Regions from separate parts of the Homo sapiens genome. Here region 1 is linked to region 2. Evidence: chromatin loops called from intact Hi-C (ENCODE). Cell type or tissue: IMR-90. All regions are shown on one strand. Each heading gives the region's core, and the rest is flanking DNA. Links, peaks and the distances in the headings are about the cores only. Region 1 has its middle 300 kb from the start of LINC01090. Region 2 overlaps GULP1 (GULP PTB domain containing engulfment adaptor 1).

Region 1 (5,400 bases), core at 233-5,232, 520 kb after region 2:
TATAACTGAATGTTTCACTCTTGTAAATTTTTATGTTGTAAAATACTTCAAACTTTATTGTAAATAGGAAAAAACAGAGAGTTTAATAAAGCAAATTGCATACTCAAACTCTGGAAACAAATATTTCATAGGAAGGCAATTTGGTAAGCTGTGTAGTGGCTTCTTGCTCGAACTGTGCTGCTGTTCTAAGTCCAAGTCTGGAACGGACTTGAGCATGGACTGACTGGAATAGAATGGACTGAGAAGCAGAGATTGACACCACTGTGGGAAATTTTAATTTCCCTTTCTGATGGTGGTTATGGCAGTAAAAAAACCAAAGCCCTGTCTGAATCCTTTTAATGGATCCAAAGTACTGGAAAATATATAGAGATGAAGACATGGTTGCCACCAAATCTGGACTGGATTTTTTTTAAAAGGCTGCAAATTTCACTGCCTCATGAATTTTGAACTTGCATAACTTATTTAAAAATTTTGGCCTCAAATAAATATCATGAATTAGGTTTTATTTAGAGTTGTTGCCCATCAAGTTGATCTGATATGACTGTTATAACCTAACCAAATGTTTCTTTTAAAAATTCCCAATGTACATAAAATAGAAATATTTGTAAAAAATCCATAAAATGAGTTAACATATAAAGGCAGTATGCAGGGTAATATTATTGAAATTTTCAAATCATAGCTGGAACTGTAGTCTAATTTCAATATCATTGTATATGATTCTACATTCTACAATTCTTATTTACATATTAAAACAAGAATTTTATTATCTTTAATGATGATATTCATATATGACATCTACAAAACTCAATATCTATTCTAAAAAGTGATGACACATGATAAGGGCTTCTTTTTAAGTAGAGAAGTTAAAAAGTAAAGACTCTCAAATTATGCTAAAAATAAAAATGAGTAAGAAGTAATCTGGCAAGCATGATGGCATCATAAAATATAGTACCAAATTAAACCTCAAAAGCCTGGCTTTTAGCCTAGCTTTGCCAATGACTATGTGACTTTGGGCAAACTGTATCACTGCCTTATTCAGAATCCTATATTTTCAAAGAATGGATAGGACCATATGTCTCTTATCTATCTCTTTCAATTTTTTAAAAAGTCTTAGCTTTTATTATTAATAAATGGCCAAAACTACCTAGGTCGCAAGGGTTTTTAACCATCAAATTATGCTAATGACTACAGTCACATTATAAGTACCAATTTCTCAGTTATTGTTTACATGCATATTGAATACTGCAGAATTTATCTTGGCCATCTGAGCCTAACATCATTATCCATCCCTCTAGCTAGCACAACAGAGGCTGCTCCTACTGCTCCTGCTAACGCTGCCTTAACATGGACACTGTTGCTTCTGCAATTACCAAATTTTGTCCTAATTTCCTTGATGCATAAGATTAATTTCAAATTATATTTCAAACGCATGTCAGTGGTAAAAGGCGGCATAGTGGTAATGCCCCTCCTGCCAAGCCCCATGCACAGTGGTGGGAGAATAATCCCCCATGAGGACACCATAGAACTCTTAGAAAGTGTAGGTTACATACGGAGTGGCCAACACCTGCTTAATGTCTCCTCAAAAGATTACTCCATTCTGTTGAATGCTAAGGTGCTGTAATCTTGATAGAAATGCATAGATTTTGTTGCTGGTGTTTTATGAGGATTAAATTTGAAAATTGGTTTAAATGTAACAATTACATTGTGCTCTGAGTAATTCCATACATCCAACATGCAACTACCAAAGTGCAGCAACTCTCAATGCAATGAGAAAGACAGGCACAAAAAAGAAAACTACAAAATGCTATGGGATTACAAAAAAGGAAGTTATGATCTCTGCATTGGCAATTTAGAGAAATGGTCACAGAGAAAGTAACATTGGGAGTGAGAATTTTGATGAGTTTTAGAAGTTCAACAATTAGGCAAGGATCAAGTAGAACATTTACAGGGAGTGGGGATAGCATGTGAACTTCAGTGCAGAAGCTGCAAAAGGGAGAATGATCAGGACAAGTGCTTGAGAGGTAGGAAAGTATTAGGCTTGTGATTGAACTTTTTATGCCATGATGAGGAAACTGCGCTTCATCTTTTAAGCCTTGGAAGGTCATAGAACACCTTTTAGCTGAGAGAAAACATGATTTGACTTGCATTTCTGAAACAGCATATCACCATATACCAATAGATTTCTTTACAATTGCTCAGAGCATACTTTAACCCTTTTGCATAAAGAATAATAATCAAGTTGAAGATACCTTACCGACAAAAAAAGATATAAAAATTAACAGATGTTTAATTTATTCAGCAGGATTTGATTTACTTAGTTATACAGCTAATTCTCATTATTTGCAGTAGTTACATTGTATAAAATTGCTGTGAACATGGAATTTGTCAATGCTGAACCATGGTGCTTACAGAAAATACAGGGCTAGATTTCTGTGAGCTTCTGATCATGATATTTTTTCTCAACCGATCAATTAATAACCTTGTTTTATATGTGTTTCTGTTTGAAGACATCTTATTTAATATATATTATCATTAACATTGAACTCAGGTGCAACAATTCAGTCCTGAACAAAGCTTATCCAACACACACACTTCCTCTGTAAGGCACATCATAGCCGTTTTGTGCTTAGAAACACCAGACAGTACTTCAGCACTACACTCAAGAGACATTTTAAATACCAAAATCACCCACAAAACCCACAAAAATGTAAAACAGTGATGCTAAAGAGATTGCAAAAGGGACACTTATTTATAGTATGAGAGCTAAAAAAAGAAAGCAGAACTTTGCCTTGTGTGACCTTAGCTGGGGACATGTGTATCCTGGCCTCTGCACATGTCCCTGAATGACTGCCAAAGCCCTGCAAGTATTGATTAAAGATTATAAATACATTTTAGTAAGTAGGCAAATTCAAAAATATAAAATCTGTGAATGAGGATTGGCTGTATAATTGTTAATTTTAAATAGACTTTAAAAAAAGATTTATTTCTTTGATGTCAATAGACAAACTATTAAAAAGAGTATTCATAGAACATTTGCTAGGCAAAAACTGTATTCAGTCTGCTATCTTCCAAAACCTAACGCAGAAGATATTTTGTTTGCATGGAGTTCACTCATAGGGAAGATATTTCTGATATTAATAATATATTTAAAAAAAGAAAGATAAATTTTCACTCTGAAACATTGAATCCAGTCAGTTTTCATTAGAAAATTTTATATTTTCACCATTCATATTCAATAACATACAATAGAATTTTGCCTTAGGTAAAGTTCTTTTGAAATATGTGTTATATGTGGTTTTAAAAATAGACGAAATTATCAATGAACATTCTCTTTATATTTCTGAAGTGTACCAAAAACAGAAAGAACAATAAAGTTCTAAGTAAAGGTTTAAATATATGTCGCTAGTTGATAAATTGATTAGTTAAGTTGATCCTTAGAAGGGTAAATGAAAAGTGAGCAATAAGTCTCAATAACTGTGTTCCAATTGCCTTTCTTTTGCAAGGATTTCTTGCTAATGTTAATCTATGAAGCAATGGCTTAACAGAAATACGTATCTCACCTTGCTCAAAATAATAGCTTGCTTTTCCCAGCCAAGAAGTCAAAACAATAGGAGCACAAATGATACATATTCATTAGTACCAATTAAATAGTGTTCCTAACTAGGGTACCTCTTCCTAAAATGCTATAAAATATTAATCTGTTTAGCTGTCGAAAAATATTTTTATTTATTGAAGTTATTGTTCAGCTTTGGAAACAACATAACTCATTTATAGAAGTGATAAGGATGTAACAATTTCTTATTGACAACTAACCGTGTTCCTTTACATGTTCATTTATAACTTATTCTTTTATCTAATAATGATGTAAAATCCTTTTGAAAAGTAATTGTAAGTACTGAAAAAGAAAAAACTAAAAAATGAACAATGCATATTTATGTTTTAAGTTGGATATGTTAATTAGCTTGATTGTAGTAATCATTTTACTATGTATATGTATATCAAAACATCACATTGTATACCTTAAAGATATGCAAGTTTTTTTGTGAATCATGCCCGATAAAGCTTAGAAAAAACAAAAACACACAAGAGGGAGTTTAGAAAGGTTCCTGACACTAACATAAAAGATTAAAGTATTTAGCAAGAAACTCTCCATTAATACTTGTGAGAATCATTAAGGATAATATTGAACAATAATAATAATTAGCCATATGAAATAAATAGTTTCATCTTAGTAAACTTGATTTTAAAATGAATATTTGTATTCTATTAGATAATTTTTGGTGTCTTAGCTAATTTGAGCCAAATATGTGAATTTGTAGCATAACCTAACCTAACATAATTCAATACAATATATTATAATAATGTTAACAACTTTCAGCTTTCTTTCTTTGTTATGAGAAACCTATTCTTAAATCACAAAAACAAGGGATTGTCATATTAAACCAAAACAATATCAAGTATAAAACCATAATTCTTATATTGTTGTGAGTTTTAGAATTTTAAAATTTCCAGTGTATTCAAAGACTTCAAATTTAGCATTTCAATCCCTGAAAGTCATAATATTGGTCATTTTTGTTATTTTAGAGATTAGAAGCCTATAAAAAGAACTTTTAAGTAAACATAATATTAAAGACACTTCAATGCAACATCATATATGAAGTTTCTCAATGAGGAATAGCACTTTCTGAATTTTAACTTTTTTTCAAGGATTTACAACTGATTTTTCTTTAAAGAAATCTATAAACTACTGTCACTCAGAAGTAAATGATAGAATGAATCCATAACAAGCTATGCTTGGCGTATAATAATAGTTTGGGAATATTATTAACATGACCCTCTTTCACTACACATTTACATAAATTCATCTATAATAAGCTGTCTTAATTTATGACTCATAGCATGAAGATTATATATTAATGTTGAGTAAAAAGATTTGAAATTACCTTCTATCTTGATTCTTTGGAAGATTTACTTATGATAAACATTTTGTAAGGAGTGGGGACTATTGATCTCTAACTCCAAGTCAGAATTTTCCAAATTATTTTCACTTGAAAATGTAAATTGGATGATAGTTATAGACAACTTTGATCTCTAAAGTTAAGTTTAAAAATCACTGTGGAATAGGTTCTTAATAGTATGCTTGAGATGAAAAGAAAATATTTACTTGTTTCAAATCAGGTCACTAAAATGCTTATTTTTTAACAACGTGATCCAAGGCCGGGCGCAGTGGCTCACGCCTATAATCCCAGCACTTTGGGAGGCTGAGGGAGCAGATCACCTGAGGTCATGAGTTTGAGACCAGACTGACCAAAATGGAGAAACCCTGTCTCTACTAAAAATACAAAATTAGCCAGGCGTGATGGTACATGCCTGTAATCCCAGCTACTCAGGAGGCTGAGG
Region 2 (5,400 bases), core at 58-5,057:
TGGGATTTTCCTAGAGACTCTCAGAGTTACTGCCACTTAATCATGATTAACTCTTTATTTGAAGATAGATAGCATTTTATAAAGCAGGTAGTTTGGGGAAAGGCCTTTTTAAAGTCCTTGATGACATCCCATTGGAGCTGGAGGGGCCTCAGTTACTAGAACCCCATCTGTCAATCTACGCCTATAGAAATCCTGCCAGGAGCCTTCAGGAAAGAATGCAAAGTGGGTGGATGGTCTGGCAAAAGCCTAGGGCAAATGCAGGGAGAGAAAAAGTAACTTTCTCTTCTCTCAACAGTCTTAGCCACTCCACAGAAAGTGCTTTTGGCTTGCTGCTGTAAACACACTTTCTGGGAGAAGTTCAGGTTGTGGTTGGTTCTTCCCCACATTGACTGAATGTTCAATTTGTTATCAGGATAGCAAATTTGCCAATTTATCATATAAGCCATGAGTAAAACACAAATTCCCATGTAAACACTGACATTAAGGCGCTTACTTTTGTAAATTGTTATTGTCCTCAAGGACTGACTACTTACTGAATAACAAGGTCAAACTTTACTCTACATAGTGATGTAGAATTTAAGGGGAATCTGTGGAATTATGGAGATTAAGATTTGAATCTTGGCTCTGCTGTTTCTAATTGTTTTGTTATATCTACTTTGTATCCCAAGCTTGTTGCTCTTTAAAATAACAGTAGTGATATTTCTGAGGATTTCTTGAGTTAATGAGACAATGGAGTTTAGCACAGTGCTAAGGATTTAATAAGTTAGTATTTAATAGACTTGTCTCATTTATTCAAGTGGGAGAACTAAAAGTATTTTATAGATAAAAGCCAAAGAGTATCTCTAAAATTAAATTGCTCCATACTACATAATCCAGGTAGATTATAGAAAACAACTATAATCAATTAGTTTCTGGCTTTTATGTACTGATTTGAAATTATATAAATGCAAACGAGTAGGAAAATATATTTATCATTGCTAGTTCTCCCAATAATTTTAATGTCCCATTATAACTCCAGGAATTTAATTAGTGAAAATCTTAAATTTAATAGGGATCATAAAATGAATACTTACATTAGCAAGTATGCTTATGACACTGTAGTTAAAATTAAAAGACAAAAGGAGTGTATAAATAGGGCACTACTTATCAAATGTTATAGATTAAAATTTGCAGGAAATATCACACTAAAACTTTATTAGGTGCTAATTATATTGTATATATTCTTCTAGAAACTTCTTTCCTAAATTTAATAAAGTAAATTTTGATACAGTACTATAATTATATATCTGTTAAGTAGTGTAACTGTACTATGTAGATGTGTGGTGATCTCATTAATAAGGTCATGCAGTTGGTCAACTATGAGGTAAAAAAGAGGTAAGTCTGAGGCATGTTTGTTCAGTGACTATAAATTGGTTAAAGTCTGAAACTTGTCTTGTTAAATGATGCAGTTTATGAAGGTCAAGGCACAGCATTCAATAAATATATCATAAATTATTTCAATGCCTTTAATTTACTTATCTCCAGTTCAACAGACAGAAAGAGTTTACAGCAAATCATTTAACTTCTTGGTTGTGATCTTCCATATGAATAGGACTGTGCACTGATAATTCTATTACTAGCCCAGAATGGCACATCTTCACTGAATGGACCAAGGACTTGGAATGCTGTGTCTATTTGGTTGAGAATATTTTTGTACAAGGAAATCAGTACCTCAGAAGAGTGTGTGATTCTATATTTATATAGAATACTATACATTAGAATATGCTGTTGTATATTATAATATGTACATTCTATTCTGTATATTATAATATGCTTCATAGTATGGAGTTATTTGGGGGCAAACTATGAACCAAGCGTTACAAAATTAAAACAGTGAAGGAATGACTCGGGATTGTAGATGATTTCAATACAGAGAGGAAAGGTGGCATAGTTTGATAATGTGAAATTCAAAGCTGGAAAATTTTAGGGAAGAGAAAAGGAGAACATTTAATTCACCTGTTATAGCAGGTGCTACAGGATAGTTGTGGAAGGAAAACACATACCACTTCAGAGGCTACTGGGGATTTAGTGTCCTTATGAAAGAATTGGTTTTTATTCAGAGTAAGAAGCAGCAATAAGGTTCAGAAGAGAGGTTTAAGACAAAGGGTATTTTGCTGATGATTGATCTTGAATTCCCAGGGGTTCCTTCCTCAAATAAAAATATTTTAAAAAATAATTTCACTGATTAAAAAATTTTCCACTACTTCCAAAAATTTATTTAAGGTAGCTTATAACTACTCATAAAATACAGAAAGATAAAACAAATTAGCAAAATGAAGCAAAAAAAAAACAACAAAGCAAAATGGAAGAGTAGAAACAGGTTTGCAGTCAAAAGCCATATAATCTTGTAAATTTGCTAGAGATCATTCAGAAAGTAGGCTATGACTTTATTCAACAGCAGCATAAAGTAAAATAACAAACAAACAAAAAAACCAGTTAACTTATGATTCACTGTTGATTAGCTGAAATAAAAATAAAGCAGCTTCATGTATATGATGGAACTTTGATTTGCAATTGGATTAATATGTGATTTCACCAACAAAAGTGTTTGATAGTTCACTAAATTTCAAATAGCCCACTGGATATTTGTTTTATTTTTACAATAGCTATGAATATGAAAAACAGTTTCACAATTATTGTTAACCATCATTTTCTCTGCTATTGTTAAGTACTTTGGAGAAATACCTATTACTCTCTGTCAAAATGGGATAAAGAAATAACTACCTTTGCCTTTATATTCTGATCTACATAGTTGCCTGTCAAAATAACTTTCTTTATAATTGTTATAACAACATTTAATTTATAAAACCATGAAATAATTATTAGGCTTGAAATGCATTGTAGGGGTATATACACCACATAGGCAACTCAAGCCCTGCTTTAAAAATGGTTCTCCTTAGTATAGTTCCTACTTCCAGTAAACTTCCAAGCTTTTAAAAGTCCCAATGAATTTCTACAGTCATGTTTTCCAAATTGAAAATATGTGAATCATGACATCGTGTCAGTTTTATTTTTCAGACAATACATTCTTTTTAGAGCTTTCCTAGCTCTATGTTATTAATGTTGGAAGTTAGAAGTCATGACATTTCCTTCTACTGTACAGAAGAGTGACAGCTGAATTATTTCTGCTCCTTAGCTCTCCAAAGCATCATTTTTAGCATTACTTTTGAGATACTCTGTAGTACTGAATTAAGGAATGGTAATTATCAGGGAAAAAAAGTATTGGGCAGATGAAGATCAGCATTTTAAAAAGGATTGTCAAGGCTTTATTTTACTAAGTATATCTTAACCTAAAATTAAATCCAAAGAGTTAGGATACAGGTAGGTATTCTAAGAATTAATTTTAATGTATATGTGTTACTAAAGTTTTTCAGTACACAGTATTATCAAGATAAAAAAGATGGTAGCGTTACTAGTTCAGGGATTCATATGGTATTAACAAGGTAATAGTACTCTCCATCGTTTATAAGATTTGGTGTGTGTTATTACATGCAAAGTCCATGGAAGTCATGTCCATGTCTAGTTATGGTTACAAGAAAAGGAGACTGCTATGGTTTAAATCAGGGGTGTCCAATCTTTTGGCCTCCCTGGGCCACATTGGAAGAATTGACTTGGGCAACACATAAAATACGCTAACTAATATGGTTTGGTTCTGTGTCCTGACACAAATCTTATCTCGAATTGTAATCTTCATGTGTCGAGGGAGGGATCTGGTGGGAGGTGATGGATCACGGGGGGCAGTTTCCTCCATGTTGTTTTCATGATAGTGAGTGAGTTCTTGTGAGATCTGATGGTTTGGCAGTTTCCCCCTTGCTCTCTCTCTCTCCTGCCACCTTCTGAAGAAGGTGCTTGCTTCCCCTTCGCTTTCTGCTGTGATTATAAGTTTCCTGAGGTCTCCCCATCCATACAGAACTGTGAGTCAATTAAACCTCTTTCTTTATAAATTACCCAGTCTCAAGCAGTTCTTTATAGCAGTGTGAAAATGGACTAATACACTAACACAAATGATAGTGGATGAGCTAAAAAAAAATGCCGAAAAACCTCATAATGTTTTAAGAAAGTTCAAGAATTTGTGTTGGGCCACATGTGGCCCATAGGCTGCAGGTTAACAGGCTTGGTTTAAATACTGTACTCCCTCAAAGATTTTTGAAGTGTAATCTCCAGAGCAACAGTATTAAAACGTGAGACCTTTAGGAAATGATTAGGTCATGGATTTATGACTCCATACGAAGTCTTGAGGAACTAGCTAGACCTTTTATTGCCCATCTGTCCTTTCTGCCATGTGAGGACACAGCACTCTTCCCTCCTGGAGCACACAGAGTTCAAGATGCCATCTTGGAAGCAAAGACAGGATCCTTATCAGACATTAAGCCTGCCAATCCCTTGATCTTCAACCTCCTAGCCTCCAGAGTTGTGAGAAATAAATTTTTGTTCTTTATAACTTACCCAATCTCAGGTTTTTGTTATAGCAGCACTAACTGACTAAGAGACTTTCTAGGAAAACTTCTTAAGTAATTGAAACACCCAGAGATTAAATTAAATTACTGCACAATTTTATAGTGTAGAAAATATAAAGAAGGAGATGATTTCTAACATATATTAGTCACCTACTCTGTGTCACACATTGTGGGACCTGTTTTCAAATATATCTCATTTAAGAAAAACAGAAATAGGAGGTCTCAGGAAATATCAATCCATAGGTTTATAGACTAAAAGAAGACAATTTTAACCTTTTAGTAATATAGTTAATATCCAGAAGTGGGTATTACTACATAAATTATAGACATTACTTTAGAGGGAAAATGAATAATTTACTCTATAATATTCTTATAGCACTAATAATAAACATGAAATAGTATCTTTATTAAAACTAAATCCAGGCTCAAGAATGAATCCTGATAAGTTAGACAATAAGTGTTCTAAAATGTAGATAATATTTCCTTAAGAATTGCTTCACCAGCCATAGAGTAAATCAGGACAACTTACTGCCTATGGGAAAACCACCTTCCATGGATATCAGATGCAGCTCTCTCCCTTTCTGTCCCTCTTCTTACCAGTTTTATAAACATCTATTCCATCCTACTATTATCCTTCCTCCTCAATTGCCTCTTACACCGCTAGGGATATACCTATCTACTATAATTCTAATAAAGCATGACTATGTGATGTCTATGAAGTCAGTACAAATCATTAACAAATATATTTTTGAAAAAATAGTTTATCAGTTAAGGCATTAAAAAAATTAAAAATATGGCTCTGAAAATCCTGGTGCGACAGAGGTAAAAACACAAAAAGTGTTCAAGTTTGGGAAAATCAGACTGGGAGAGGAGGGGAGACAGCCTGCCTGGCTGATATGTTTTG

The links. A loop is a pair of places that touch in the nucleus more often than their neighbours do. Peaks named below come from ENCODE experiments on the same cell type or tissue, not always from the same donor. Only the 100,000 strongest peaks of a DNase experiment are listed, where the experiment ranks them.
Region 1: a loop joins it to region 2, with 3.0 times the contacts of the local background. A loop is called at or near these places in 4 of 110 quality-filtered maps.

Annotation. Positions count from the first base shown.
Region 1 is chr2:187,980,191-187,985,590 of GRCh38, reverse strand. No RefSeq gene overlaps it. Among named protein-coding and RNA genes, the nearest start is that of LINC01090, 300 kb to the left of the region's middle. In IMR-90, for the core only: no CTCF peak of the experiment used is centred there; a DNase peak (open chromatin) is centred at 2,690.
Region 2 is chr2:188,501,881-188,507,280 of GRCh38, reverse strand. The region is part of intron 4 of GULP1 (GULP PTB domain containing engulfment adaptor 1); the gene reads right to left. Among named protein-coding and RNA genes, the nearest start is that of MIR561, 210 kb to the right of the region's middle. In IMR-90, for the core only: no CTCF peak of the experiment used is centred there; no DNase peak of the experiment used is centred there.